Linked DNA regions of Mus musculus: all the other regions are linked to region 2. A link is a loop called in an ENCODE intact Hi-C map of the cell type or tissue named here. Cell type or tissue: left cerebral cortex. All regions are shown on one strand. Each heading gives the region's core, and the rest is flanking DNA. Links, peaks and the distances in the headings are about the cores only. Region 1 has its middle 23 kb from the start of Dnajc19. Region 2 has its middle 68 kb from the start of Gm52623. Region 3 holds the start of Dnajc19 (DnaJ heat shock protein family (Hsp40) member C19).

Region 1 (10,498 bases), core at 1,630-9,629, 94 kb after region 2:
CCTGGGCAGCCTCTGGCAGCCATTGTTCCCCTCCTATCCCTGTGAAGAACATATTTGCTTTCCTTAATACTTCATAAAATGTTGTTGCTGTTTTCAGACAGGATCTCACTGTGTAACCCTGCCTGGAACTTGTTATGCAGAGGAGGCTAGTTTTGAACTTGGGGCGATCTTCGTGTCTCTGCCTTCCAAGTGGAATTACAGGCAACTGCCACCACACCCAGCTTGTGCCTCATGCAGTTATCACCATACATGTTTGCCCTTTCGTCCAGCTTACTACACTTAATATGTTTTCATTGGTCATGCAGATTGGAATATGTTCATATCCGCTTCCTGTTTAGGGCTGAGTAATATACTATTGATTCACAGATCGAATGTTGTCATCCATTCGGGATGCCGTTTGTAATGCTGCTGTGAGCACCAGTGTTCACGCCATAAGACTGCAAATCCCCCCCCCCCCCACAAAGTCTTTCAGCTAGCTAGTTACATATCTACAGATGAAGCTGCTGGGTCGCACAGTGACTCTTTGACATTTGAGGAGATCTCCAGCTTCTCACAGTGGTTGCAACATTTCACATTCTGACTATCCCCCCCCCCCCCAGAGTGTGCTGATACCTCTAAATCAGAGGCAAGGTCAGAAGCAAACTAAGCATCCAATGGCAACTGCTTCCATGATTTGTGGAGCATCCTCAGGGAAATCCATAAACACAGAACAGTGAGTCCTTTTCATTTATTTACCAATTCCTATGAAGAAGAACAGTTTCATTTATTACTTGAGAAAACAAAGTGCCGGGGAGTAGACATGTTATGTCGCCATTTACATAAAGGAGAAGAAAATATTTTATATATAGGGTTCGGCGAGTAACATGTCTGCCTCTTGAGCAGAAGGGCCTGAGTTGAGATCTCAGCACCCACCTAAGTGCCAGATGTGCTAGTGTGTACCTGTAACCCCAGCTTGGTTGGATTCTTGAAGCTCATTGGACAGCCAGACTTACAGAGCCTATGAGCTCCAGATTCAGTGAGAGTCTCTGTCTCAAAACCAAGATGGAGAGTGACTGAGGAAGAGATGGTGCTGACCTCTGGCCTCGAGGCATACACATGTGCAAGCACACTAATATAGATACATTATACACCGCACACATCACCCAAGGTTAAAATGTATTAATACAAATAAGTGTATCTGTAAACATCGAAACTTGGAAACTAGGAAACAGCCCTAAATCATCACAGGGGTTCATTGAGGCAAATACAAAGTTTACCATAGTTAGTATTTCTTTAGTGTCCCCGAGCACTTTGAAGGACAAAGAGTTTTATAATTTGAAGAATATAATCTACTTGGTAATTAAAATGAAATAAAATTCACTGGGTTTCTGAGCATTGTGCATGTGAGCCTTCTCCACTTTGGCTATGACTACAAGGTGGTCACCTTCAGGGACATAGAAAATCTTTCCCCTCTGTACCTCAGAAACCTCCTGAAAAGGTGTTCTCTCACTTATCCACGTATATTCCCTTTCTTCCTGTTTTCCAAAGCAAATACCAGAGGACGTTTCCCTCTCCACAGTGAGGCATAGCTTTATGAAGCCCAAACCCCATTCCAAGCCTCCCACCATAACTGTCTCCCCAAAGCCATGACATGAGCTAAAATATATCAACCAAACACACAGAAAATAATCACCTCTCCTAACACCATAAACTCACAGCATGGAAGCAGAGGCCCAAGATCAAGCCTTCTCGTATCCCTTACAGGTCTTGCAAGCTGTGTGCGTTTGTGGCCCTGCCCCGGTAGCACTCAGACTAGGAACTGAGACTAATACTTTACTCATTATCTTTGGACAAACACAGAGAAGCACAGTAGCTCATCCCCATAGAAAAGGCCACAATGTTGCCAAGGAACAAATGCCAAATGTGTGCCTTGGCTTCCCTACCTAGACCAGAGAATTCTGCAGACACAAACATTAAATGATCGCTTCCCACAGTTCTGCTGAGTCCTTAGTGAAACCCTAACTTCTGCTCCTTGCCGCCGCAGGTCCTGAGTGACATGGACTTCTCATCAGTCTGGGCTGCTTTCTTGAGAACCCACAGTTGATCACCACATGATTCCAGCGGAGGCAAAATATTATCAGTATTTTTAAGCACCATTTGGGCAAAAACATTACTTAGGGACATACATACTGGTGAGTCATGGACTGTAGAGGCTATTTTGAGCTTTTCTTCCACTGTAGCCCAGTCACGTCTGGTTGCTTGTCAAGATAGTAGCTCATTAGAAGGACACTCAGCACTGGCTTCCAAAGCCATCGTCCTAGCCCAAGCCTCCCCCTCCTCCCTTAGAGCACACAGAAGCAGGGAGTAACAGCAGCAGGAACACTAATGTGGAAAGCACATGTTCTCAGCACCCTAAGCAAGGTCCTGGGTATTCAACTCTTCAGTGAATTTAATCCATAGGAAATGTTATGCAGTCTTTAAAAATCTATAGATTTAATTTTTTTTTTTTGATGTGATGCTCCAAGTTTTCAAGATGAAGGAAAGTGGTGACACTGAGGGGAAGGGAGAGAATGGAATGGTTTTTTGAAACAAGAAATGTACAATCAGGGTCTGCCCTGCTTGCCTGTGTGCCAGGGTCCCTGCTGATCGATCTACTCGGCTGCTGTGCAGCTTAACTTGCCCTGAGCAGCCAGCACAGCACCTGACAGCAGAAATCTACATTTCTGTTCCTCCCCAGCATCTCCCTGCTCCTCAAACGCTGGACATCCCTGCAGGCTGAGGACCTTCTGTATGCCACACCATTGGTGAATGAGGCAACGGCGGTGTGCCCTGTGCCATCATTCAGACCACTTCTCCTGTTCTCTGTCCCATAATTTTCATCCTGAATCGTGTGTCACGTAATCAAACCTTGTTTTTAAATAAAAATGTAATTCAAATCATAATTTTAAACTGGTCGTTAAAATTAAATGTAAATGAACATGAGCCGTCCTTTATAATTAATTTGACTCCCCTACAGCCATTCAGTTCAGTGTTTGGCATTTTACTGCCAAATGTTCAAAATTAAATCCCATGAATTACAATTAAAAGAAGCCAAATATTATAATAAGAGGGGCTTTTTTTTTTTTTTTTTTTTAGAAAATTAATGATAGAAACAAAGTGTTGCTAACAGCAAGCATTGATAAGGAACTGGGAGAAAGCACGGTGCTTCGTGCCCGTGGTGCTTCAGGTGGGCTTTACTTTATCATTAGCATCCTCTCGGAGCCTACACTGAATCCGTGGTTGGAACTCACTGCCTTAACCCTGATATCGGATGAGAAAAGTTTCTAGGCATTTTGAAGTAGTCATTATGAAACTTGTTTTTTAAGCATAAATGTTTCTAGATCACCAGCATCTCTAAAGAAAACAATAAATAAAATCAAAGTAACCAGAACCTCGGTTTGATTTTGGATTTGCTGAAAATAACATATTCACAGGTGAGGTGACAGCTCATCTCTTGTTTTGTGTTAATCAAAAGTAAAACTGGGAAAGGCGAGCAGAGCAGGAAAAGCCAGGGCTGGCAGAGCAGTCGTCTTTCATTTGCATAAGCAAATCACCTTTCCCCATCGCAGGCAGACAACTTCGGAAATACCTCAACGGTTTATCCGTGCTCTCATCGGAGCATAAACACACTCCTTCAAAAGAACAGAGACACGGCCAGTTGCACGCTAAATAACTTACGATACAAATATATATCAAAGGCAACTGCACATTTGAAGTGGAAAAGAAGGATACATTCAAGTATGAAACCTCGCAGTTGTCAGTGGAGGTTGAAGGTCGGCGTCATCATTTTATAGGAGCTGTCGGTGCTCTTTGCTTCCTGGTTTCTTTGGTTTTGTTTGCTTGCTATTATTATTTATTTCTGGCCAGAGAATTAACACTTGATCACTATGGTATCTCTCACCCAGGGGGAGGAAATACCTTTTTATAGAAACATCCTTCTCCCCAGAAATACCAGCATGCTTAATTCCTACCAAACCAAAACAAAGTGTGCTTAAATTGTATAGGTAATATGAGATACAAACTACACTTTACATAGGCATACGAGACAGATGCAGCTATACATTTACATCTCTACCATACACTTGATCCCAGGTGGAGAACTCCACTTTAAACACACAAAGCCTGGGTGGCTATTGTAGACCACACTTAGGAAGGGCAAATTGTTACAAAGACTGCTACCCTTATGGAATATGCCTGTCACATTTTTAACTTCTTAAATCATCAAACTGTGTTACTTCCATTTAAAAATTCATAATTTTTTAATGTAGCTTGATGTTTTCTGTATAAAGTTTAATAATTTAGTATTGACAACCAAACACATTTCCCTATATCCTACAGAAGGCTAAGTTTGAACCCTGGCTTAAACAGTCCTTATTAAACACTGCATTGAACACACTCTTTACGCTAATCAGAGGAAAGGCAAATAGCACAGTAAGACTTATTGGGAGTTTGCCTCCCTTCAGTGGAGCCTGTTACTTGAGAAATTTGCTTATTAAAAGGGGAAATCTTACAAGGTGGAAAAAAATGTAAGCTCCATTCCTAACATTCAATTATTGCCCCAATCGGGTTTTTTTTGAGTGGTACAAACTATTAATTTACAAATATGGAGCCTTTCTCAGTGGCACGCTTCCAAAAGGCACCAGGTGTCTGATTGTATTCAAAATCACAACCCAGGGAACACTTAGTACAGTAAATACACAAAGGAAAAGCCTACTGAATTCCAATGTTGTTTCAAACCCATCTGCAATCAAGTATTTTCACAACCGAACATAAATTGCACCTACAAACGGGGAAAGGTTCTATGTGCATATCAGACACGCAACAGGCAACAGCCCTCGGAGGGAACCCACTCCTCTCCATAATGTCAAGACCTGGGATGGAAAGGCAAAGTTACAGAGTAGAGATTTCAGTTCTTATTATTTTCCAGTTTTTCTGTGTAAGCAGCAGACTCTAAGAGGATCAGCCCTATTCCGTGCCATCAGCGTTTTCCGAGTGCCATGTTTAAGTACTTCTCTGAAGATGCGTGAGTGTGCATGAAGATGAAAGGCTTATGAATATCAATAAATCCAAGAGTCCAAATGCAAGCCTTATCATTTTTCTAAAATGCATTCTGTTAGACACAGCTAAAGGATACTAACTGGAATTTGGCTTTCTGGGTTCATACTCTCAAGGTACAAATAGCGAAATATGCATTAAAGACTTTAGCATGCGATAGGCTAAAGAAGAGGAAAATCAATAAGTAGCCCCAATTCAAAATAACAAAAAAGGTCACTTTGCACTGCAGCCTACCTAACTGGATGGCTTCAACCCTCAAAACCAAAGTCATCACTATCAACCTTGGTTTCTGACTAGGAAGAGATCTAGGAAGCTCAGCTGCTGAACAGCAAGCAAGCCTAAACTTTCAAGACTGAGGTCTGGCTGCCCTTGAGGGTTCACCACCTTTATCTCCCCTGAAAAAAAAATGCCAATATAAAAATTCTAAAATACCTTCATAAGCCCCAAGGAAAGCCTGTGGACAGAGAGATGATGTGATAGACTCCTTCCTTCCTCTCCTCAGCCGCTTCTCCTCTGTGCGGCTGCTAGCGAGCGAGAGCATGGAGAGTCAGCCGCATATTTAATTAGAAGCAAGCTGCTGCTTCGCTATCAGTGTGAGGATCTACCTCTCCAATCTCTTGTGAGTCAATCTTTCCCATCTCTGATTTTCTTTTATATTTATGCTAGAATATTTAATTGTAGACAAAAGGTTACTCTGGCTGTATTCACTGCACAGAGGCACAATAATCTGCTTTAAAAGGCTTGACATTTCAGGCTTTTCAAAAAGGCTGAAAAAATTATATCCCTGCTTTTGTTAATCAATGAAGTAGAACTCTCCTGAACAAAAGAATTAAATTGCTTGGTTGGTTTAATAAAACCAACAGAAATAGCTGCTTCCTTTGGGCTTTATTGTGTAGGCATGGCACACGCACCCAGCACTGTAATTCCATATGATTCAGGGCAAAACTCTAATTTCTGCACACAGTTGGGTTTTTAAATCCTATTCAGACCCTATCCATTCTGGCTGGCTCTCTAAGGCCAGATTTATCATTAAACTTGACTCTTTTTCTGAAGTGTGGCAACCATATAGCAATTTTAATTTTGTTCCCATGCCTGTAACCCTCCAAAAAAACTGTCCATTAAAAATATATTAATCTAAATATTACCTTTTTGTTCTGTTTAGTCTGGAGCTAATGGTTTTACACATCTTTCCAGTTATTTAATTAGGAAAAAAAAAGGATTGGAGGGAGTGAAAATGTGGCAGGAGCTTAGTTGTGAACCTATAAAATAGTGCCTTTTTAAAAAACACACCCCACGATCAAACCAGAAAATAACCATTTTGTTAAATTCCTATTTGCAGCCTAGGTTTGCAAGTAATACTGGGTATTTATTGGCAAAAGACCTCAGAACTTCCGGGTTAACCAAGCTGATTGCAAAAGATGAAGCAGATGACCACTGTTTTATCTAATCACAAGGCAGGTCTCAGTTTTACTGAGAACACAAAACTGTCTAGGGAGGTGGCCCTTTCTCAAGAGCTTTCAGATGGGTCCTTTTGTTCTGTTTGTGTCAAACACGCGGAGAAAGGAACATGTTCTTCCAGGGTTCTATGTGGAAGGGGCTAAGAGTTCAGATGGTTCAGGACACACTCTCGAGGATGTGGAGGAAGATCAGGGAAGGGGGGCATTGGTTGGATCAACCATTACCACCCAACCCCAAGCTTTACACATTGAGAGCTACAGAGAGCATTTTTCCAAGATAATGATGGAGATAAGTGCCAACAGACATATTTATGCCAGACACTGCCTAATGCTGCTTCTGACCTAATCCTGGAGCTGAAGGTCACACAGAGGTCATCCAATCCCTATAGGTTTTGTCAGCCCCCACCCCCCGTGGAGATAATGAATGGCTCAAACAAATCTAGCCATAGTAAGTGCTCAATAAATGGAGACTACCATTGTGCTTACAACCCCTGTCTAATCCATTTCACATTGGCAGGGATTCGCAATAGCTGTGCCTCATTACCAATCATATGCCAGTAGCTCAACTGGAGACCCTGGTTTTCTCTAACAAAGACATGCCTTGCTGCAAACATGGGGTGGGAGATTACATTGTTGCCAAAGTGGAGTAGGCAAGTGTGGGGAGGTGTCAGGGATGTCCTAGCTCAGACATATAAAACTGCATCTCCTCACACTTTCCACTCTCTGTCACAACAGATGAGGTTTAGGCTACTTGTTAGGTTACTGCAAAGCGCCAGCTTTCTTCATGAGAGCCTCTCCCTCTCTCCCTCCCCCTCCCCCTCTCCTTCCCCCTCCCTCCCCCTCCCTCCCCCTCCCACTCCCTCCACCTCCCCCTCTCCTTCCCCCTCCCTCCCCCTCCCCCTCCCTCCCCTTCCCCCTCTCCTTCCCCCTCCCTCCCCCTCCTCCTCTCCCTCTCCCTCCCCCTCCCTCCTGCCCCTCCTCCTCTCCTTCTCTCTCCCTCTCCCTTCCTCCTCTCCCTCCCCCTCCCCCTCCCCCTTCCCCTCCCCCAACCAAGCATTCTGACGGACACTCAGATGCTCCTCTGGTTTCTTTCCTCTTTTAAATGAGTCCTGAGTTCTGAATGAGTTTAGGATTCCAAAGAGTTGATTTTAACATTTGTCAGTGTAGACATTGCTCTTATAGTAAAGTGAGTTTTTAGAGTTTTCTGGAGAACAGGTTACCATTTCCTCAACGTGTTAAACACAGGCCTACCACACAAATGGGAAGTATGTTTCTATGCCCTACATAAGAGAAACAAAAACCTAATCCATGACAAAAAAAATAAAAAAATTGAGCACAGTTGTTCACAGCAACAGCATCTTTAAAAGTCCCTAAATCCCATATGTGTCTTTGTTGAGGAGTGGCAAAGAAAGAGAGAAAGAGAGAAAGAGAGAGAGAGAGAGAGAGAGAGAGAAAGGAAGAAAGGATGGAAGGACAAGAAGAGAGGAGAAGAAAAAGAAAAAGGGAAAAGAAAGAAGGAAAACCATGCGGTATACCCACACAATAGACTATTATAAAACAATAAGAAGGAAGTTTTGACCTGTGTTAAAGCATGGTGGTCCTTAGAAACACTTCACTAAGAAGCAAGTCGCTGAACACCATGAGTTCAAATGACATCATTCATCTAAAATGCACAGAATATACAAAAATGAAGAGAAAGTACATTAGTGACTCCCTAAGGCTGGGGGCGGGGCAATAAGTGAGTAGAAGCTAAATGGTGTGTCCTGTTCTGTCACAGTCCTATTGCTATGAGGAGACATCATGACCAAGGCAGCCCTTACAAAAGAAAGCACTAAATTGGAGGCTGGTTCAATCGGCAAGTCCATGAGCAATGGCGGGAAGGAGACAGGCATGGTGCCGGAGCGGAAGCTGGGAGCTTTACATCTGGATCCATAGGCAGCAGGCAGAGAATGAGATACTGGTGTGAGCTTCCGAAACCTCAAAGCCCACCCCAGCAACACACCTCCTCCAGCTTAGACTTCCACACAGTTCATCAACTTGGGACTAAGCATGCAAACATGTAAGCCTATGGGGCAGAGGACCTTCACATTCAAACCACCACAGGTGCATGGCTTCTTTTGAAGTTGGATATGGACAATGTTCTGGTATGAGGCTGGTAATGGTTGAGTTGATGAAACCTGTGAAACTGGGCTTCTAAAGAGAGAGCTAAGGTGTGCCAGGTGAAGTCCATCTCAGTAAAACTGCCCTCTTCTGGGGTGTGTGTATGTGTGTGTGTGTGTGTGTGTGTGTCTGTGTGTCTGTGTGTCTGTGTGTCTGTGTATGTGTGTGTGTGTCTGTATGTGTGTGCCTATGTGTGTGTGTCTGTGTGTGTGTGTGTGAGAGAGAGAGAGAGAGAGAGAGAGAGAGAGAGAGAGAGAGAGAGAGAGAGAGAGAATCTTTTTGCCTTTTGTCTGGGGATCTCTACATCTTTCACTCTAGTTCAGAGCCTTGGCTATAAAGATGGAGGAGTTCAGCTCTACCTCCAAATTCAGCCCACATCAGGATACTGATCTTCCTCTGGAATAAAATCTAAAGGCAAGCCCTGTTCTCAGGCAAAGACACACCACAAACTCAGGGTGGAAGGAACATGAAAGAAATGAAGGTAAGTGCTGGGAACAAAACTCAGGGCCTCTGCAAAAGCTAAGCATCTTCTCACCCACTGAGCCATCACTCCAGACCCAACAGTTATATTCTTATCAGCTTTAGGGGAGTGTGTGGTAGTGGTGGTGTGTGTGTGTGTGTGTGTGTGTGTGTGTGTACTCGTGTTTGTGTACAGTCCCAGGTCAGGCTCAAGGGTCATTTCTCAGGTACCACGTGCCATCCACATTTTTTTTTATTCACAGATTTATTTGGCCACAAATTCATTGAGAACACTGAAGAAATTCAGATGAAATAATATCAAGTAACATATGTCTCTTAAATTGCTTTTTTCTTCCTTTCTTTATTAGATATTTTATTTACATTTCAAATTGTATCTGCTTTCCTCATTTCCCCTCCAAAAGCCCCCTATCCCATCCCTTCTCTTCCTGCTCACTAACCCACCCACTCCCGCTTCCCTGTCCTTGGCATTCTCCTACACTGGAGCATTGAGCCTTCACAGAACCAAGGGCCTCTCCTCTCATTGATGTCCGACAAGGCCATCCTCTGCTACATATACAGTTGAAGCCTTGAGTCCTATCATGTGTACTCTTTGATTGGTGGTTTAGTCCCTGGGAGCTCTGTGGGTACTGGTCCGTTCATATTGTTGTTCCTCCTATGGGGCTGCAAACCCCTTCAGCTCTTTGGGTCCTTTCTCTAGCTCCTCATTTTTGAGGCAGGGTCTCTTACTGAGTCCTGGAGCTTGCAGTAAACTGATTGACCAGTAAACCATGTCACCAAGCCTAGCTCTTTACATGGATTCTAATGGGTCCTAGAGACAGAACTCAGGTCCTCAGGCTTGTATGGCAAACACTTTACCAAATTAGCTGACTCCCTAACTCTGGGAGTTGGGTGTTTGACAGTCCCAAGTCTTTCTTCTCAAAGCACACCATGGTTAAAATAAGTTCGTGATTGGTTTTCTTTCTTTTTTATTCAAATTAAAGTTCTTTTCCACATTGATTGATTGATTAATGATTGGTTGACTGACTGACTTAATATGAGGGGTGTGGGAACTGCAGCCTGTGCGTGGCCATCAAGAGACAACTTGCAAGAGTCAGTTCTCTCCCACCTCCATGTAGGTTCATGGAACTGAACTCAAGTCATCAGGATTCACAGCACGGAGCCATCTCTCCTGCCCCTAGCAGAGCTCCTTGCTCCTGCCCCTGCTCCTGCCCCTAGCTGAGCTCCCTGCTCCTGAGTTCACACATTTACTATGACCTTGGTTCTTTGACTTTATGAAAGCCATTTTGTGAAGTGTGTAGTGCCAGCTCACAGTCAAGTGGGACAACAGT
Region 2 (10,498 bases), core at 1,739-9,738:
TTTTTAAAGCTCGCCCTTGATTTCTCAGTTCGACTCTGGCCCTGAGTTTGTCTCCTTTTTCCCAGCAAACCTCATGGAATGATCATTAGGAAGGCTCTCCTCTGTCCCCTCTCCTAAGCTACCCGCACTGAGGGGGAAAAAATGGTTTCTGCCTATTTTAATCTACATGTGAGCCATCTCTAGGCTCCCTAGATCCTCTATAAATGAGTATATAAAATCTCATCACTCTGCTAATACCAAATGCAGTCTAGCAGGGATGCCTATGCCTTTCTCGGGGCCTTCTGTGTGCTGACGATGAATGACCCAGGAAGCAATCCAAGATGAGCATGTAGAGTCCTGGCTTACAACGTCTCAGTCATTAAAACAATGGCACAGTTGCATTTTTTTTCCCAAAATTCACAATTATGTTACTATATTAAATATATCCACAGACTTTTGGAAATATAAATAGAAGCCCGCTGATCCCCATAGCCAGGGCGATAATCCAGGGTCTGACTCACTGAGCAATGTGCCTCTCCAAAATTATATGACTTTAGGTTATAAAGACTTTCTGTCCCCTAAAAGCACAGACAGGGTACTAAATAAACACCTTTAGCAAGCTGGAGGAAAGCCTCCAAATAAGTGAATTATTTTAGAACGTTCTTCGTGTTTACAGTTCCCCCTTTCTCTCCCCATTCCTCTCTCTATACCTGTAACCCTTGGCTTATATATATTGTCTCACTGCACAAATGGTGGATTGTACTAGCCGTACAGACACCTGAGGGGTTTTTGTTTTTGTTTTTTGTTTGTTTGTTTGTTTTTTAGAAACCATAAATGTTATTTGTTCAGGGTCTAAGGTATATCTCAGTGCTTGTCATGAATGAAACCCTGGGGTTCGATCCCCTGTACTGCGTAAACCAGGCATGGTGTGCATGATTGGAGAACTGGAAGAAGGAGGCTCAGGAGTACAGGGCCACCCTCAGCTACATAGCAAGTCTGAAGCTAACCTGAGCTACATGGAAGCCTCTATCCAAAAAAAAAAAAAAAAAAAAAAAAAAGTGACAGGCAGGAGAGACATTTCAGTGGTTCAAATTATCATTCCTGCACAGGACATAGGTTGGATTCCCAGCACCTCATATGGTGGCCACAGGTTCAGGTGATCTGATTCCCTCTTCTGGCCTCTGTGGGCAGCCAGGTGTGTGCATACTGCACAGAAATACAAACAGGTGAAACAGCCATCATACACATAAAATTAAAAAATAATTAATTTTAGAAAATTAAAAGACAGTGATTTTTTTTCTTTCTTAAATTTTCTATGAGGACATAAAAGTGATTCTCTCTTTGGCCACACCTGATGATCCCCAAAAAGAGGGCGATAAAATTGTGTTATAGATGTCATTTGTAAACCATAGATGGCCAAGCACTTGCTATGTGTCCAAGGAAGTTTGTATCTATAAAGATGTCACTCCCCTAGGAGGTAAGAGGGACTCATGATCTGGGACCTGTATCTAGATCTTCAGCACTGCAAGGTGAGCTTAGATCTTCATCGAAGGGTGTCCTGCTGGCTCCCACCTTAAAGCTGTGCCTGGGCAGAGTGCCTAGCCTTCCCTCTGTTCATAGCAACAACAGCTGAGAGTCTGCAAGTCACTAAGCATTGGTTCATGTTTCTAGGCCCCTGTAGTCTAGCGCACATGCTCTCCTCCATCTCTGTCTGCAACTATCTTACTAGGAGGAAAAATACCTCCATCTCTGACGTGGCTCAGAGCGCTGTGGAGGGAGTCTGTCATTAGCACGGGCAGTGAGTTTAAGCCTTCCGTATGACAAGAAAAGCAATGTCATATGGTGGATGATCTTGACATCATCTCCTAAAAGACCTACAGTGGTTGAGAATCATGGTCAAGGCTCTATGAGCCACATAACACCAAGGTTTTAAACCAAAGGCAGGAGCAAAGGACTGAGTGACTTAAAGGAAAATCTATGCAGAAAATGCTGTACTGTGATCACCGCCTTAGAGCGGACCATTGCAAACCTAAACCTCTCTGTGTTGATCCTGGAGATGCAGCTGCCATCTTACAACACCTCCCAGCCATCTTCTCGTCCTAGATATGATCTCTGGCATAAGCTTTTCCTTGCTTGTTTAGTGTGCAAATTTAAAGTATCACTTTTCACGTCCACAAGGATGAACTGTGTGAGATAAGCAAGACATGTAGGACTCCGTCACAGAGGGGTGTTTCTTGGCGAGTTGTTTTTCCTTCGTTGCCTTCTCATGTTCTAACTGGGCTTACTCCTCTACCAAAGCTTTCTGTTCAAATCTAGTCTCTAAGAGCTTGGTCTTGTCCCCATGGGAACTCACCCTTTTATGAGGTCTTTGGTTTGGTTTCAGTTTGGGTTTTAACCTTTGATTCAGTCACCACAGCAACTAGAAACAGTGAAATCTCTGAGCACGGCTGTTGGAGAGATAGTCCTGGTGTCCTGTTTAAAGTCCTGCTGAAGAATACACTTTTAGGGCAGTGTCCAAAACACCCATGTGGTTTTCCTTCAAGGAAAATATGTGGTGGGATTGTTTGTGCCCACACAGGATGTCCATTACCACTAAGCAGGATAGCAACTGTCGCCATACAGGAATTAGGGGTTAAGCTGAGCTTGGCACTGGGCTAAGACATATTCACATCTGGGTGTTAAGACAAACTGGACTACTCTTGTGTGCCACAATATGACTGGGTTAAAGATGGATACAGAAGAAAGGGGTCCAGAAACAGAATCAGACACATGGAGAACTGGGTGGAACATGAAGAAAGACTTAAAAAGAAAACCTCTGGTGCTGACCAGCCAAGAAAGTGCTCTGGAAACCAGGGGTGCTCAAGAGAGTTTGACAAGATATGCAAAGTAAATCTTCCCCTCCCCATAGGAACATCACTGTGTGCTTTCTCACCCATGAAAGCAGATTAGATTTTACAAATTCAGAGAAGAATTGAGGTCTATGGCTCTGGACTGTCTTGGAACACAAACTAAAAGAGGATGTGGTTCCTAGTGTATATTTTCAATTTGAATGGATCTGGAATCAACTTAGAACCAGCCCCTTGACCACACTGATAGAGATCTGGAGACTCATCTACCATGGCTGACAGCATTCCCTGGTTGGGACCCTGGACTGTATAGAGAAAGGGAGCTTGGGAGCAGCCTGTGCTGACCCGTCTCAGCTTTCCAGCACTGCACACAGTGTGACTGACCCGTCTCAGCTTTTCAGCACTGCACACAGTGTGACCAGCTCCCTCAAGCTCCTGATGCCACGATTTCCCTGCCAAGAGGAGCCAAAATGAACCCTTTCTCCCTTAAGCCAGGGCGTTTTATCACAGTACCAGAAAGCGAACTAAGACAGAAAACATAAATACACTAGGCAGGACAGGAGCCCCAGAAATCTGTGTTACCCCTCAAAAAGCACCAGACATCTGTGTTACCCCAAAAGATGCTTAGGCATGAGAAGAGCACAGGCCTACACTCTCACGATGCCTGTATGAACAGACATCAGTACTGACTCCCTCTGATCTTGCTTTCCCCTCTGTGAGACCGTGACTCTAGATCTGTGAGGGTGAGCAGCATCATGGGTGACGTACTTACTGTGTGAGATGGTGGGGTTTTCCACTTTTGTTTCTGCTGCAATAAATATTGAGTCTAAAGGAGCTTGACTCAAAAAATAATTAGTATGTGACCTTTTTATATGTGTGGTTCCTTTGTCCCTGAGTCTTAGACCTAATTATTTACAGCGGCTACATCAAAACCCATGCAGAGGTGGGGCTACAAGAGAATGTATGTCCTGTATTGGGTCACCCATCTTCCCACTACAGTTTTAGTGCATGGTGGAAGTTGGTACTCTTCCCTCCAGGGTCATGGGTCACTGGACCAATCTTAGTGTTGATCAAAATATGCGTGTGCTTTGTTCTCGCTGCCCACAGAACCTGGATGCCTCTGGGTTTATAGTGATGTTATTGTCTAAGGAAGCCCATTGCTCATCACCATGTAAGGTGAGTGGACCAATCATCATGCTTACAAAGAGAGGGCACCTCCCACATCTTCTCAAAGGCATCCCATGTGACAGCTAGAGAGAGTGAGATTCTACCAACATGACAGTGAACAGCCCAGAGCAGCACTCACAGAGCCTAGAGTTAAGACCAGCCAGCCCCTTTTCTGTACCCTGAAAACAGAAAGCAAGCACCCCCTGGTAGGGCGGCCTAGGGACCATCAGAACCTCAGGGCACAGACCCTTCCATGCCAGGGGAGGTAAAGTCCAGCTTGAACCTCCGCCTCCTCTCAGGTTCTCCAAGCCCCTCGAGAACACTGGAAGTTTGGTGGCCTCTGTGATGGAAAACAGCCTTGACTCTTAACAAAAGTCTCCAAGCAGCCCTAACAAGAAGGCAGGACACCAAAACCCTCAAAAAAGTCTCAGACTCACCAGCACCTCTCAGAAATCTCACCCTCTATTCCTGTAACTTTTGAAGATACCCCACAGATCTTAGATTCCTAAGATCCCTGGAATTAGCTGATCGGCGGTTGCTTTGGCTTTACAAAGAATAAAATATGTAGTATATCAGTTGTTATGTCAAAGAATAGGGGGCTTGCAAGCCAGAAATGCAATGATCCTGGTGACCCAGTCACTACTCAGGGATTAACCAGCTCTCCAGGTCCCCAGCACACGGACAGCAATCTTATACAACACTGTCTAAACCAGAGGGAAGCAGAAATTCTCACGGCTTTACCACCAAGAGCCATCAGAGGTTCTCAAAACTTTAAGCAGGCAGCTAAGCATCCACGGGCTGAACCGTTAGGCCCCATGGGCTTTCTGGTCTGATTACACATTTCTAATACCTTCTTTGCAGAGACACTTCACCTAACATAAAGTATGTCCATTTCAGCAGAAGCACTCTGATAACCCTCAAGAAAAGTTATGAAAAATAAGATATTGATTGTACACGAGACCAGCTAACAGCACACATTATCGATGCCGAGGGTCAGCAATGATGGGGGTCAACACTGTAAGGCATCGTTCCCAGATACTGATGTGGGTCAGCACATAGAGTACCACACCACCTCACCGATAGGTTACTACACGCTAACTGACTTGCTCTTCCTCCTGTGCCCAGCCCCGTCCCTCAGGTTTCAGTCTACTATCCAGGAACTGTTATAATCAGAGGTAAAGCCCTTTGAAACTGCAATACCAGCACAAACCAGTACCCCAGTGCCACCTTCACGGCAGCTGGCCAGGCATGCTGTTTCAAAGTCAGGCGTTAGGAGGCAGCAATGACTCAAAACCTCGAGGCTTGGAGATGTGGCTTCAGGAAGTTGGCAAAAAGGAACAGCCAGAGTGTGGAAAACAGACCTGTCTGAGGCAATCCTCTGGGAATTCAGATTCCATGTGACAAACCGTCAGAGGGACATGGCTTGTCCCTCATCAAGACTCGTGTGAGACCACCTGAGTCCTGTATTGTGCATTGCATCTCTCTATTAGACAATAACAACAACAAACCTTCAGCCAAGAGTCTAAAGAGTTAAACAGTCCTTAAAGCCCCTGATCTCACTGGGTTGTTTTGCTCTTGGCTCTGGGAGCAGGAAGGCTGCCTCTGTGGGGTTCTGCGCCTCACCTTTGAAATGTGGTCTTCAGTATAAACACTTTTCATGCCACCCTGAGACAGGAGAGCTGGCTGTGCTCATTTATGCCATTCTGGCTGAGCTACCTCTCAAACTTAAAATAACACTGTGGCTACTTACAAGTGCCAATGTTCCGTTTGCCTTTTTAAGATTACCTGTGGCATGGGCTCTAATCCAAAGTATAAGGTTTCAGGTAACTGATCTGTCTGACTTCTGGGACGTTAAAAATGCACTTTTCCCTTTCTCAAACAGGAAACTACCTTTGTTATTTGTATTATGGTTCATTGAAATGTTTAAATGACAAGACATTTTGCTTAAGTCACCTTTAAAATGGTTTGACTTTTAAGTAGCAAAACAACTCCTCTCTCTCTCTCTCTCTCTCTCTCTCTCTCTCTCTCTGATGTTTATTGTGAGAAAATATGTTCACATAATTTTTGCTACAATTTTACCTCATGCATAAATGGAGAGAAATCATGATGACTGGAACTTAAAAGGGAAATGTACAAGGGGTGCTTAGCTCACAGAAGCAACCCCAGAGCTAGTGCCTGTGATACTCACAGGGTATCTTAAACTACTACACTAGCACGCGTATGTTCCATGCCACACAAAGCTCAGCATCACAGATCACAAGAGGAAGCAGCACTGAGAACGTTGATTGTCACCAGTAAAAACCAGCTAAGTCAACCAGAATTCACATCAAACAACGCAAACGTGGCAGGAAGCTCCCTTCCCTTCAAGGAGTGCGTGCTTATCCCAAACGCCTCCAACAAGCAAACCTCAGCTCTGTTGCAACGAATCCTGAACAGGGATGGAAGAAAACAGCTCACGTTACTTACTGTTCTTAAGCCGTCTATCCACACATCCTTCTGGCTCCGACGGGTGAAGAGGGGTTGGTGAGAAGAAATCTAGCAGGCAAAAAGAAGAGGGAAGTAAGTGTTAGTCGTCGGGAAACTCACATCTGCGGGTTCTCTTGAAGCAGTCCCCACAAGATCCCAGCACACGCAGAGAAAGGAAAAAGTTGGCAGAATCCTCACACCTTCATTCTTTCCAATCACGCGGAGCTCCAAACTTTCCCTGCTCAGACCGCTCAGTCTCCTGGACAGCGAGACGTCCAACTTCGGCCCCACTGGAGACGACTGAGTCCACAGAGCCACGGTAACTTCAACACCCGGTCCACAGCTCCCGCTTCTCTCCCATTCTCCATTCACTTTTTTCCCTTCCTAGGGAACGCTCATAGGTCTGTTCTCCGTGCCCCCCTAGTCAGGCCTGGCTTTGAAATGCATTTCAATCTCTCCACACAGACTGCTTTCATTGCATTTAGAGTCCCACTAAGGCCCAGCTTTAAAAGCTACGGATTCTTTTTTTCTTTAGCCTTCCTCACAAAGGAAGGGTATTTTGTAAATTACCAGCTCGTTCAGATCAACAAAAGGTACTTTCATAGAAAGCCCCATTTCATTTTGCTCAAATTTGATTACAAGGATGGAGAAAAGGGAAGGAAGTCAAAAAGAAAGCCCCAGATGGCTTCTCCATTCATCGCCGTGAATGAGCTTTATCTCTGCCTTTTGAAACCGCAGCCGTGGAAAAGCATTTCTGTTGGCTTAAAAAACTTGACAAAAATTATTGGTTTGCCATTTCTCATGCAACAGCCATTGGGAACTGGATGAAAAGACTTTTTCATGGAATCGCCTGCTTGGATCAAAATAATGGAGATTAGGTATTTCATTATAAATTACAGTGGGAGATAGAGCGCCTGTCATATTAATAGCTACCTGCTCGTGGCCTTCAATGTAGCTGTTCTCCTAGACAAAGGACCAAGAGGGTTGTCTATTGAGCTTGTACTTTAGGCCTGATCAATTTTCTATCATCAAGGCAAAAGGTGAGATGACTAACAAAGGAATTCACACATGACTGACCTCATAAGCCTATAGATAAAACAGCCTAAAGAGGCAAAATACATCCTGAAATTATGGATGATAAACTACATAAAGATGGAGAAGAAAACAGAGTGGAGGACGGGAGAGGAGAGCAGTCTCTATAATTCTCCCTCTTTTGGCCAAATGGACACATTAAAAGCGACTTGTTCTCAGCTGCAGATAATTGCAGCCTGTGGTTTGCAGTGGTCGGCTAGAAATCCTTCCGCCTACTCCTTTCCCCCCTCGGCACCGTCTCAGTCATTTCATTCGCTATTAACGGCAGCATTGTGTTCAGGATAAAGCATCTACCAAGTCACACTTAAAAACTGAAAAATGGAAAAGAATCGCAAACGGCACAAGCTTCTGATGCTGTGCTGTGGAAGATGGTATTTATTCTCTGCTCCAGGTTCCTGACCAGCATGGCAATTCCGTTAGGAACCTAAAGCAGCTTAGAGTCTGAGCTGTACCCACTGGACGCAGTGATGATGCTCTCAGACACCAGCGAAAACAAGCTCCTTCAGAAAGGGAATGGGTGCTTCTGGTTCATCCCATCTCGGGGGTTACTTTATATTTCTAATCAAAGTCACCCAGATGACTGCAGGTATAATTGAAGTCCTTTACCCTCTGCTATTGCAACAGAATTGCCATAGAATTGCCCACAACTTTCCTAAATAGAAAACAGGGCTAGACTTTCTGGCCACTAGTTCATTGCTTTTTGAATTCAGGGTGATTGTAAAGAAAGTATCTTTTAGGAATAAAAACCAGGGTTCAGTTATCCCCATAACTGAAAATACAGCCTAACATTGCACATACAATACATAATACACCTAATACTAGATAAAAACCTATGTGAGTAGGGGAAATTTTCTGTGCTATTTTAAACCACAGAGCAATATAAGGTTATTAATATAAAAGGGCTTTTAACTGCCTGAAAGCTTGAAAAATACTATAAATATTGGCCATGGCAGCAATTGTCAAAATGAGGCCACATTTGGATGGGCACCTGTGACCGAACTTAATGGCTTCCAGATCTTGGGCATGAGCGGCTTTAGTGTACACTCACATACACAATGGAAGCACTATGATAACATAAAGGTCATTTATGTACGGATCAGGAAACAAGAATATGATGTGATCTTTGCTGAAGTCAATGGTTGCACATTGTCTTGGACTGAACTGCCTTCATTTGTTTATCAGAGAGCCCTGGAGCCTTAGACTGTCTTCATCATTTCAAGATAGAAAATTCAAGGTTATTAACTGGTAGGTGCCAGTGAACAGACAGGCTCTTCCAAGCATGGTATAAACTTGACTTGGCATGAAGCTCACAGAGGGTAATATAGAACACATCTTAGGAGTCAGAAATTCTATGTAGCCCTTGACCAAGTTATTCTACCTCTAGGAATTGACCCAATAAAAACCACCAGAAAATGAAGATAAAGATTACTAGCCCTTCCCCTGAAAGATATTTACTGCCCTTTTCCTTTCTTTTGCTGTAATAAACACCACACACAAAAGGGACTTGGAGAGGAAAGGGTCCGTTTGGCTTCAGTGTCACTATTGCAATCCATTGTGGCAAGCCAGACAGAAACAGAGGAAGAAACCATGGAGAAACACTGCTTACCAGCTTGCCCTCCATGATTTGTTCAACTTGTTTTTCTTTATATATATATATATAAAACTCAGAACCACTTGTCAGGGGATGGCACTGCCCACAGTGGGCTGGGCCATCTCACATCAATCACTAACTAAGGAAAACATCTTCACAAACTTGTCTACAGGTCAATCTGGTGGGAACATTTTCCCAAGCAAGGGTCACTCTTCCCAGGTGACACTAGCTTGTGTCAAACTGACAAAAATCTAGCCAGCACACCTACCAAAAGTGGATCAGAGAAGTGGTTAGGGACACAAAATCAGAAAGCAGACTCGCTGAGCCCCAGTGACAATAAGTTGGTGGCTTTGGTCTTCTATGCGTTGGCTCTCACACCTGTAAATCAGACTCAGACTTTTAACCCTAGAGCTTGGAAGACTGAAGCAGGAGGAGGAGTTCCAGGCCACTGCAGCCTCTGTAGTAGTTCTAGTCTAGCCTGAGCTACTCTATCACAAAAAAGGGGTCAAAGGGGTAGTGGATGAGGTGTGGTGATGCATGCCTTTAATCCCAGTACTCAGAAGGTAAACACAAGAGATCTCTCTGGGCTCAAGGTCAGCTTTGTCTATATAATAAGACCTTATATAAGGAAGAAAGAAAGAAGGAAAGAAGGACTGAAGGAAAGAAGGAAAGGAAGAAAGGAAGGAAGGGAGGAAGGAAGGAAGGAAGGAAGGAAGGAAGGAAGGAAGAAAGAAAGAAAGAAAGAAAGAAAGAAAGAAAGAAAGAAAGAAAGAAAGAAGGAAAGAAAGAAAAAAGAAAGAGAGAGAGAGAGAGAGAGAGGGAGGGAGGGAGGGAAGGAAGGAAGGAAGGAAGGAAGGAAGGAAGGAAGAGTGGGAGGAAGGAAGGAAGGAAGGAAGAGTGGGAGGAAGGAAGGAAGGAAGGAAGGAAGGAAGGAAGGAAGGAAGAGTGGGAGGAAGGAAGGAAGGAAGGAAGGAAGGAAGGAAGGAAGGAAAGAAGGAAGGAAGGAAGGAAGAGTGGGAGGCTCTCCAAAGTGTTGTGATATACTAAAAGAAATAAACAGTAGAAAAGGAAATTTACAGAAGAGAGGAAATACTTGTAAGTGTACATCTGAAAAGGGTGTGGCGTCTAGAATATGTCCAGAAAACATACTAAAGAGCAACATATAACCAATAACAATGGGCAGCAGACTGAAACAGAGGTTGCACGAAAGAAGGTATACAAATCTGACAGCTGTCTGGAAGCGAGCGGCCACCTAACCCCATGAATGAAACCCTGCATGCTGCCGAAGGGGCAGCTCAGTGAATAAAGGCACCTGCCACTGAGCCTGAGCACCCGACTTCAATCCGCAAAACCCACA
Region 3 (10,498 bases), core at 1,645-9,644, 120 kb after region 2:
CTCTGATAACTCCAGCTGTGTCAAGTTGACACAAAACTAGCCAATACAGTGTACCAAAAGTACCTCATGCCCCATTATTTTTGCTTTGATTTTTTTCATTGCTATATACAGACTGAACCAATTCCTCTACTTTTCCTTTCATCCCTGACTGTTTTTGTCAAGATCCACTAAATTGGTAAGACTTTCCACTGTGGGTTTTATTTGGCTCATTTAGTTTTTTCAGTTCGGGTTTCCTTCAGCAATTTGAACTCTTATTTTTATGCCTTGAGTTTGATTTATATCATTTGTTTCTTTGACTTTGTTATCTTTGAGTTATTGTTGTTGCTTTTCCATATTTATAATCATTTTTAAAAATTATTTTCATGGAAATTATTTCATGTCATTTTCATTTAGGCCATTACTATGTGTTTTGTATTTTTAGAGGAAACATGTTAATTCTCTTTTTCATGTTCTTTTTATAGTTGTTTTGGTATTTGTGCATCTGCAGTTCACAGGTTCAGTTTTTCCTTCTTCTTTGTTTATGTCACCTTTCTTCTATCAACAGAGGTCTTTACATTGTTCAAGGAGGAGCTGATTCATAGCAGAGCTGAGAATTCCACATCCTCTATCTGTCTGGCATTTAAGGCTAAGCCTCTATTTCCCATTTTCTGCTTGTCACTTACAGTCTGGTGTCTTCAGCATCTTGGTCAAGGAGCATGGAATACATTTCCCCTGGCACTGTGATCTAGTCTACAGACGAGATGGATTGACTGGAGTGTCGGAATCAGGGAGCTGGCAGGGCTCTGGTTAGTCCCAAAGGGAAGAAAATGGTCCAGGAGGTAGGCTCTGGTCTCTGGCAAGCAACTAACTGGGCTTTGAGGCAACATGAATGATGGGAACTGTAAAATAGGATGTGGAAGCCTACCTGGGTCTCTGGGACATTTAGGAAGGCTGACATATTTTTACCTGTGTGTTTGGCGTGAGTGTGTGTGTGTGTGTGTATGTGTATGCATGAGTGTGTATGTGTGTGTGCATGAGTGTGTGTGTTTATCTGCCATGTATGTGCAGTACCCATTGTGCCCAGGAAAGGGCATTAGATTCCCCCTCAGCACACTTCCCTTGGAGCTGTTGTTTTGGCCATGGTTAGCAGAAAGCTCCATTCTCTGTTCAGCCCCTGGACCCAATTGCCATGAGCCTCTCTGTCTCTTGCTGCCTACAAACTACTCATTGCTGCCAAACCCCTCAGTACTGCAAGTGAGATGAGAAATCATTAAGCCTCTTGGGAAGTGTTACCATCACTGAGGAGGACACCAACTCACAGCAGTTGAGGGGATGTGTTTACCCTGTTCAGTGTACCTCCATATTTGTTCATTTTCTTCTCCCTTCTCACCCCTTTTTCTCCTCTAGACTCCTTGACTCGTACAGAGGAACTCTCATCTGTTAGTGACAACCAAATTGGCATTCCTGTGGGGAAGAGGGACTAAAGAGTATTCTATTTTGCTGGCATCATTCCTGGGCTCTAATACAACATGATTCCATTTCTATTTATCAAAGTGTGGCTACTAAAAACAAAGTGTTCTATACAATTACCTTATTCAAAAAGACAGTTTAAGAAAATACAAGAATTTTGCAGGCTGAATTGGATCTCAGTGGTGCATTATTTATCTAACATGTGTGAAGCTTTGGTTTCAACTGCCAAAAGAAGAATGAGAAGAAAGAAGTTAGGGTTTTACTAATGTGAACAGACACCATGACCAAGGCAACTCCCATAAGGACAACATTTAATTGGTCTGGCTTACAGGTTCAGAAGTTCAGTCAATTATCATCAAGGTGGGAGCAAGGCAACATCTAGGCAAGCATGGTGCAGGCAGAGCTGAGAGTTCTATATCTTCATTTGAAAGCTGCTAGTGGAAGACTGGCTTCTAGGCAGCTAGGATGAGGGTCATAAAGCCCACCCCTATAGTACCACGCCTACTCCAAAAAGGCCACACCTCCTAATAGTGCCACTACCTGGGCTGAGCATATACAAATTATCATAGAAGGGTAAAGAAAATGTAAGAAGAGAAGGTAAAGGTGGAAGAGAAGGGGGGGGAGACAAAGAAGAAGAGAAAACAATAATAGTGGTTGAGAGAAGACCCATTTCAACATTTTCTTTTACAAATGAGGCTTGGAGGCAGGAGAGCAGCTTAGTCAACATTGCCCAATGTGTCTGCCAACCTAGCTCTCATCATTGCGTCCATGGAAAAATATCAAGCCTAGGAAAACCTCTCCACAACAGGGATGTTATTATTCCTAAATTGATTTCTGGGTGCTGCTCATATCTCAGCATATGGTGTTAGATCTACAGAATCAGATCTGAAGGCTGTCAAAACCCCATCTACTTGACCCCTGAAGTCAGCTGATTTTAATATCAAGCATTAAAATCAGAGTTGGGTAAAAATGTAGGCAGATTGTGGCAAAGCTTCAATGTATTTAGGAGAAGAGGTCACATTTGAACTCATCACCTTTGGAAGCTTTCCTCTAAGGGGACACAGAAAAGTCTCAGTGGCTATGGAAATCAAAACTGTGTCCTCAAAAAGCTAGGGATGGAATAGCAAGCAGTCACTGCCTCTGTATACCAATCAGGGTTTTAAAGACACACTTGGGATTCCATGGAATAGCTGAGGTACTGGATTGGAGTGAATAGTTAAGACCAAAGCATAAGAACAATTCTCTTATTCAGATCAAACACTGTGTTGTGCATGACTTACATTTAAGTGTACATTTCAAAACCAATTACAATTTCCAAATATTCAAATATTCCATTAGTTGCACAATCAATGCACTATGTGGTTCACCAAACAATGCATTTTAGAAAAGCGGATAAAGCACAGGTCATCCTGCTGCATGTGTCAGAGTGCGTGTGCATTGTGGAGTCCTAGCCATGCTCTCATCTGCCCGAAGTCCTGACCCAACCAGAGAACAGAAAACCCAGAACCAACCCATTCCAAAAGAGGTTCCTCTGCAGAAATAGGCCAGGCCAAAAGAGAGCAACTTCTCACTGTCATGTACCTTGAGAGACATCTTAGGCCACCGTAACATCTATCAAGTGACACATCATTTACCCAGTATCTCCTGACCAATTTTTTTTAATTTCATCTAGAGAAATATTATCATCCTCACGATGTGGTACAAACGTGAACAAAAGGGGCCCCAGCTTTGCAAAGCAAACTTCAAATCTGGCATTAAAGATGAGTCCCGGTTAGCATCACCTGGGGGGCGGTTTCTTAGCTGCTATTTAACTTCTGTTATCACTTCTTTGCTTGTAAACCAAACCAGTGATCAGTTGGAAATATTCAGTTACTGCTTCCATGAGATAAGGACTTGCTTTCAGTAGTGGGAAAGCAAAGCCAAGAGCAATTCTGACACATTGCTGTCATTCAGCCAGACAAGACTAGTCAGAAATGGCCGCAAGCAAGTAAAGTATTTCTTTTGAGAGGATGATTTTAAGTTTTCCTCTTTTCCTCCTTTTTAAATTTTACAAGTTGCTTAGGAGAGAAACTACACCCACCAGTGCCCTGATCTTACATGTTCAGCCTCTGGAATTAAAAAAGAAAAACCAAAACATTTCTATTTCATAAACATCCCTGCCTGTGGAAATTTGTTATGGTTGTCCTAGAAAACAACAACAACAACAAAAGATGTCAGATGCTCACTAGAACTCTCCCCACAGGCGGTTTCTGAAATCTCTCCTTCACCTCTACCATTTAAAAAGTAAAGAGCTATCTCCACGAGCAGTGCTTGGGACACTACTCACATGTATGCAAAATGAGGGAGCCATTTGCCCAATGTATTGAACAGAAAAGGCAACTCAGACTGGATCAAAACTGAAAAGTACAAAATCCCTAAAAGAAAACCTAGGGCAAATCATTCATGCCATGGTTTTGTGTGAGACTCAAAGGCTCAGGTCAGAACAACAACAAAGAACCAAAAAGCCAGACAGCTGGACTTTATAAAAAGTTTTAGGATGCTGAACCTCGATACACACTACCAGCAGAGTAAACATGCATCACATAGATGGGAGAAATAATAGCACACCATATAAATGAGAAGTGATACCCAGAACACACAGAGAACTCCTGAATCTGAACAAATAAAAATCACTACCCAAAAAAAGGCAAGGGCAAAAGACTTGAATAGACATTTTTTCCAAAGATGCATATACATATTTATTAAGCATATAAAAAGGCACTCCATATTATTGATCAAAAGAAACTCAAGTCAAAAGTCCAATGAGTTACCACCTCATACTCATTAGGATGCCTGCAATTCAATAAAAACCCAGAAACTATCAAATATGGATGTGGATCGAGGCCCTCATCCACCAACTACCTTCCCTTTCAGGAATATAACAGTAACTACATTGCTCACCTTTCCTTTGCTGTGGCAAAATGACTGACAGAATTACCTCACATTGGAAAAATAACTGGCTCACAGTCTCAGAGCTGACAAGGCATAGTCGTCTGATCCCATTGTTTCTGGATGTGTGGTGAAGCAGAACCTTAGGATGGGGAATGTCGGACCTACCAGCAGAGATGAATGATGGCCAAGAAGCAAAGAAAGGGAGGAGCTAGAGACAAGAACCTGCTCCGCATAACTATGATTCAGCTACGTCCCCATCACCTCCCACCATCCACCAAGCCAAGAACCAACTGATCAATCCACTCATCTTCTTAGAGCCTTTCGATCCAGTTACCTTCCCAATACCCTACCTCTAACACATCCCTGCCATGAGTTCTTAACACACACACACAAACACACACACACACACACACACACACACACACACGAATCCATGCATGAGCCTCTGAGAGACAGCTCAGATTCAAAGCACGACAAGTGAAAGTCCAATCCTCACAGCATGCCTGGATTTCATGTCTGCCCACCTAGCCAGGAGAAAGGAATAAGTCTCTGCCTAGTTTCTGTACATCCATGCCCACAGACATGACACTCCCCACAGCTACACCACAGAAACAACCCATGAGAAACGGAAAGATAAGCAAAATATGATACATTCACACAATGGTCTTCTGACAACAAAGGGGAGAAGCTTGGGGAAGTAGCAGGCGAAGACTGGCAAGATTAACAGGAATTCATTGACAAAGAACAGCTACCTTAGTTTCTAGCTTCCCTTGGGGTCACATATGGCTTTTATATTCTCACAACTTACAGCCTTTATGCAAAAAGACAGCTCCTAGTCACTTTCCTTCTAGTCAAGTGCATTTGCCATGCTTAGGCCAAACAACCACATGCTGTGAGCAACACAGGTACAAGAAGCTCTTTTAATTACACAAATAGTAAGTCAGGCTAAAACAGGAGAGAAAAAATTCATGGTGAACACACAACAGGAGCTGTATTTTTAGTGAACAAATCTACATAGCCTGAAGCAGACATCAGGAAGGAAGATGGAAAAAAAAAAAAGACTGGAAAAAATCATTTTCCATATCGTTTCTGATGTTTATAGATCTAACTACGTTCCAAGCCAGAAGAAGAAAGATGTCTCTGCAGGCCATGAAGATCAGCCTTGTGGCTTCTTGACATCTACTGGCGACAGCCCAGGGTAGCAAAAGATGCACAGAAGACAAAATAAATGCCTCATGTGAAAAACAACGCTACTTCCACGGGGTGGGCGGAATAACCTATATAAAGCAAAGTTAGGGAGATAGGTTTTAGCGGGAAAGCCTGTTTTAGGGCCGGATATTGGACTTGCAAGTCAGGAATCCCGGGCAGAGGGCATGGCCAGTCCCGCCCCAGTCCGACCTCTCCGTCAACCGGAGTTGGTGAGGCCCTTTGTGCGGCACTTTGTGCGACAGTTCCGACGCACTTTACGGCGCCGCTGCCGTGTTGCGCGGCGCTAGTGGAAGTGGCGGCATCGCTGGCTCGGCCCTGTCGTTCTCCACAGCTGTACCGTGGCGGTGGGCTCGCGCTGGGATGAGCGCGCGGTGCCGAGCCGCGGAGTGGAGTCATGGTGAGTGGTCGGCGCTGACGGGCTCCGAAGGGGCGCTGGGCGGATACGGAGACTGACCTTTACTCCGGCCTCCGGTGGCTCCAGCTGACACCCCTTATCTGCTTGCAGGCAGGCACACGTTTGTGCCTCCTAGGAGGTCGGGCTGTTACCCCACTACCATCTCCGCACTCCTCCCCTCTTTACGGTGGAAATACCTTATGGGATCAGGGAGCCTTTGCAAGCACTGTTTCCAAATCCAGCAGAAATCTTATTTTCACCGGTCTTGTCTAAACTAGAAAGGGGTTCCAATGCCCAAGGGTTAAAGTTCTCTTCCATGGCTGAAAAATCACCATCTTACTGTTGTGGGTAAAGATGACTTACCCTTTTCTTCTTGGTGAAAATCCCATACTCTGACAATAAATTGTGGATAAAAATTGCAGTAGTTTAATTTTTTTTTTTTAAACAGGGTTTCACTTTGTAGTCCTGGAAGTCCCAGAACGTACAGAAATTCACCTGCCAATGTTTCCCAAGTCCGGGGACTAAATGCAAGCCGCCAATGTGCACCACGTCCAACTGCAGTAGTTTTAAAGACATATTTCTATTAGAAAAAAAAATGTTTCTTCCAGCAGACCCTGTGCTGCACTCTGTAAAGTCCCAGTTGCTTAGAGAGCTAGTCGCAAATTCGTGGGCAGCCTGGACAATTTTAGCAAGACTCCACCTCAGAATAAAAGTGTTGGAACTTTGAGAAAGGCTGGAGTTGTAGGCACCTTACCAGCATGAGACACACACTAGGTTCCATCCCTAATCCTGCCCCAAAAGGGAAAAAGAACCCACCTTTCACCAAAATGAAGGTCGTAATGAGTTTGGCTGCGGAATAGGTAGCAATTAAGAGTAGTAAAGACTTGCTCTTCTCCTCCATTACAGGCCAGCACAGTGGTAGCAGTCGGGTTGACCATTGCTGCTGCAGGATTTGCAGGTTTGTCTGTGGGTTGGGGGTGGAGCAGACTGGTTATGCATGGATTTGCTTATTCTGTTGCTTTTGGTTTTAGGCCGTTATGTTTTACAAGCCATGAAGCATGTGGAGCCTCAAGTAAAACAAGTTTTTCAGAGCCTACCAAAATCTGTAAGTGAACCTTCTTGCTAACTAACTTGCCTGTATTTGAAGCCTGGAGCTTGCCTGTAAGGTGAATTCCACAGGTCCATGGAGCTCAGTGTGGAGTTGTAAACCTTGCAATGGGCCACACTGGGAGTTGGTTTTCACATGTGACAACTGAGGGTGGGTGGCCTTTGCAGATTTAGAACGATAGCAGGTAGTTAGCAATTAATTTTACTACATATACTGTTGACCCAGGTTTATCTGTCCAGCTGCCTTCCCTCGTGTTTTGTCACATAGGATAGCTTTGCAGCGATGTTAGATAACGGCTCTGAACTGGGTGTAAAGCACAAAGCTGCTGCTAGTCAGGACTTTGAGAGGCCATGTCATGGAGCTTGGGCAGGAGCATAGGGCCTTGTTGTACATGATCTCTACTAAGGTTAAGATTCTGATGGCATAAATGTCCCTACCATAAAGTCTTATTTTAGTTGTTGCCTTGAATCTTTTCGAGATCTCCAGGTCGTCTTTTGAGACCTTTTGAAACTCCTGTTTTACGGGGATCAAGTTTCTGTCTGGAATATGGATGAGAGTGGCTGCCATTCACTCATCTCCCCTCCCCCCCTCCCATCTTATGTTCTCAAGACACTGTTCCAGTTTAGTTGCAAGAAATGGGTGTTTAACACATCTTAAAATAGTTGGCTACCCCTGGTCAAGCTAAAGTGCCTTGGGAAGTACACTTGTACTTCCCTGAAATGTACCACTTCTTTTACAGATTTAACCAACTTCCATTTACTTCATTAATCTTTTCTTCCAATTCAATTTCTTTCAGGCATTCGGTGGTGGGTACTACAGAGGTGGATTTGAACCCAAAATGACAAAACGGGAAGCAGCATTAATATTAGGTGTAAGGTAAGATGTCTACTCAGTTCTGAGATGTAGGGTAAGGTAATTCCTAGTAGTAATTGAGAATGAAGTAGTTGCTGGGGATAGAACTCACACGTGTAACACTGGGACAGTGCTCACTGCTGCCTGGAGTAATCTAAAGTCTACTCTGGAATGCAAACTAAGCGTTGAATGAGGGTTATGATGTTAACTACATCTAAAGCACTTTTGGTTCTTACGAAGCACATTTTACTGTCTCACACACAGCTTCTCAGTTGTGTTGCTTTACTGTTCTCAATGTTTAACTTCACTTCTGTAATAGTTCATGGTGTTTTGTTTTCTTAAAGCAAACTAAAGCAACAAGTATGTTTTCCTTTTCAAATTAGCCCTACTGCCAATAAAGGGAAGATCAGGGATGCTCATCGCCGGATTATGCTATTAAATCACCCAGACAAGGGTAAGCAACTTTTATTACTATACTGGACTGTTAATGGAATAGCTAATTCTTGGTGTTATGAATGTCTGTGTGTGAGCAGTTTCCCAGTTGTGGATCACATTGTAGTGTCTTAAGTGAAATTCAGTACATATGGTGACGTTCTCTGCAGTGACACCATGTCTCACCAAAATAAAGATATAATGAACAACAATGTAAGAACTACTGTGATTTGGCAGGAGCGGTAAACATTACTACTACTTTTAGGTTCTGTGTCTATGATAGAATGTCTTCCAATAACGGGTTACAGTTCTGCTAGATATTTTGGTTGGTTTGTTTTTAGGCCATCCAAGGTTGGCCTAAACCTTATGACCACCCTCCCTCATTCCCAAAAGCAGAGCTTAAGAAGCACACCCCAACTCGGCTATGTTTTGAGTTTTACTTTTTAGGTTTGCATTATTTTTGTTTAGACTCATAAATAACCAAGTTTAAATTTTAATTAAGAAAAACTTAAGGGGCCTCTTAATGTGTGGACACTTGTGACAGAATACTTATTTGGAAACCTATGAGCTGTATTTGCTTTTATTCAAATACAGACTTCAAAGTAGCTTTAACTGGTAAGAACAGATTCTTTAAGCAGACCACAAAAATCTGTTGTCATGCACATGAAATTTAAATAGAACTGTTTAGTATGTGACTTCACAATGTAAAGAATTTAGCTTGCAGACCTCGAAGTATTCTGTTCTGGATGGTAGTAGAGTCCACATATACACATTCTACCAGAATCCTCTTGATGACCCCTCTTTGATAGGGTTAGGACCACACTGCTCCATCACTTTAGTAGACAGCAAATCTAGATGACATTACAAAGAGTCAGCTAATATTGAGAGGAAAACTGAAGCATTATAGAATGGTACACAGATAAGTCTTTCAACATTAGCTTAGAAGCCTATGGGAAGAACAGTGGATTATATCCACATATGCAGTAATGAGTAAGCATAGAGTTCTGTTAAGTGTGTATGTGGGAGGAGCCAAATCCTATTTAGACTTCTGAAAAAAAGATTTCTGAAAAATGGTAAACTTTTGTGTGAAAACATCTCATTTCCCATCGATCTGATATTTTACCCTTTAATTTTGAGACATATTTATAGTATCATAGTTGCTTCTTAATGAAGATACCATTTCTGTTACACCCTGGAATCCTTGAAATGCTTCTGACAAGACTTAGAATCTGTGCTCTAAACTGTGTCTCCCCCATCCCCTTTCTTCTATAGGAGGATCTCCTTATATAGCAGCCAAAATCAATGAAGCTAAAGACTTACTAGAAGGACAAGCTAAAAAATAAAGTAATCTGATGAATTTTAAGTCCATTAGTCTACTTATGAGCATGTTTTGTAATAAAAATGCCTCAGAGCTATAACCCATGAAAATTGCTTGGCAAAAGCTAAATCAGTGTCTTGGTATATTTTGTTCAAACTTAAGGATTTCAAGAATTATGATTACACACATTAGACTATAAATGCTGTTCATTGCTGACTTAGCAAAGAAATTTGGCACTTGTTATTTTTCCAAGGCTAAGGCCTTGCTCTGAGAATACCCCACTACAGTCAATTGAGACAGACATTAACTATTGAAAATGGGATTCTCACCTTTGGGAGGTAAAACTCAAGGTACAACTGGCCCAAGGTACTTGAACACTGTACTTTAGGCATTTTCACTGGGCAATTCAGATTTTGATAAATTAAGACAATTTAAAAAAAAAGAGAGAGAGAGACAGTCTCAATTATTATATAGCTCTGGCTGTCTTGCAACTTGCTATGTAGCTCATTCTGGCCTTGAACTCAAGAGATCCACTTGGCAGTAGATCTCTGTCAGCCCACCCAGCTACATTAAAGCTGTAATAGAAACCTTCCAGTGTATAGATCCTGTCAATTTTGTTATTTAGCTAGTCCCTTGGAAATACTTGATAAGCTGTTCCTTTGTTTTGATTTTCAGTTATGACCAAGCTTATGTGACTGTAAAATTCCCTCAATTTTAAAACTTGAGAGCCAAGTGTAACACACACCTTTAATCCCAGCAGTTAAATGCTTTTGATTTTCAACCTCAACCATTAATATTTTACATA

What was found. Peaks named below come from ENCODE experiments on the same cell type or tissue, not always from the same donor. Only the 100,000 strongest peaks of a DNase experiment are listed, where the experiment ranks them.
Region 1: a loop joins it to region 2, with 2.5 times the contacts of the local background. A loop is called at or near these places in 2 of 42 quality-filtered maps.
Region 3: a loop joins it to region 2, with 8 times the contacts of the local background. A loop is called at or near these places in 7 of 42 quality-filtered maps.

What each region holds. Positions count from the first base shown.
Region 1 is chr3:34,099,579-34,110,076 of GRCm38, reverse strand. No RefSeq gene overlaps it. Among named protein-coding and RNA genes, the nearest start is that of Dnajc19, 23 kb to the right of the region's middle. In left cerebral cortex, for the core only: no CTCF peak of the experiment used is centred there; DNase peaks (open chromatin) are centred at 2,113 and 5,542; H3K27ac peaks cover 186 bases.
Region 2 is chr3:34,193,190-34,203,687 of GRCm38, reverse strand. No RefSeq gene overlaps it. Among named protein-coding and RNA genes, the nearest start is that of Gm52623, 68 kb to the left of the region's middle. In left cerebral cortex, for the core only: a CTCF peak has its summit at 5,252; DNase peaks (open chromatin) are centred at 5,274, 6,343 and 7,851.
Region 3 is chr3:34,076,674-34,087,171 of GRCm38, reverse strand. Dnajc19 (DnaJ heat shock protein family (Hsp40) member C19) reads left to right here and starts at 5,818. Exons shown (of 6, transcript NM_026332.4): 1 at 5,818-5,986; 2 at 6,890-6,941; 3 at 7,015-7,088; 4 at 7,888-7,967; 5 at 8,327-8,397; 6 at 9,648-9,887. The coding sequence starts at 5,984. The coding sequence ends at 9,718. In left cerebral cortex, for the core only: no CTCF peak of the experiment used is centred there; DNase peaks (open chromatin) are centred at 5,201, 5,837, 6,630 and 7,185; H3K4me3 peaks cover 1,937 bases; H3K27ac peaks cover 1,431 bases.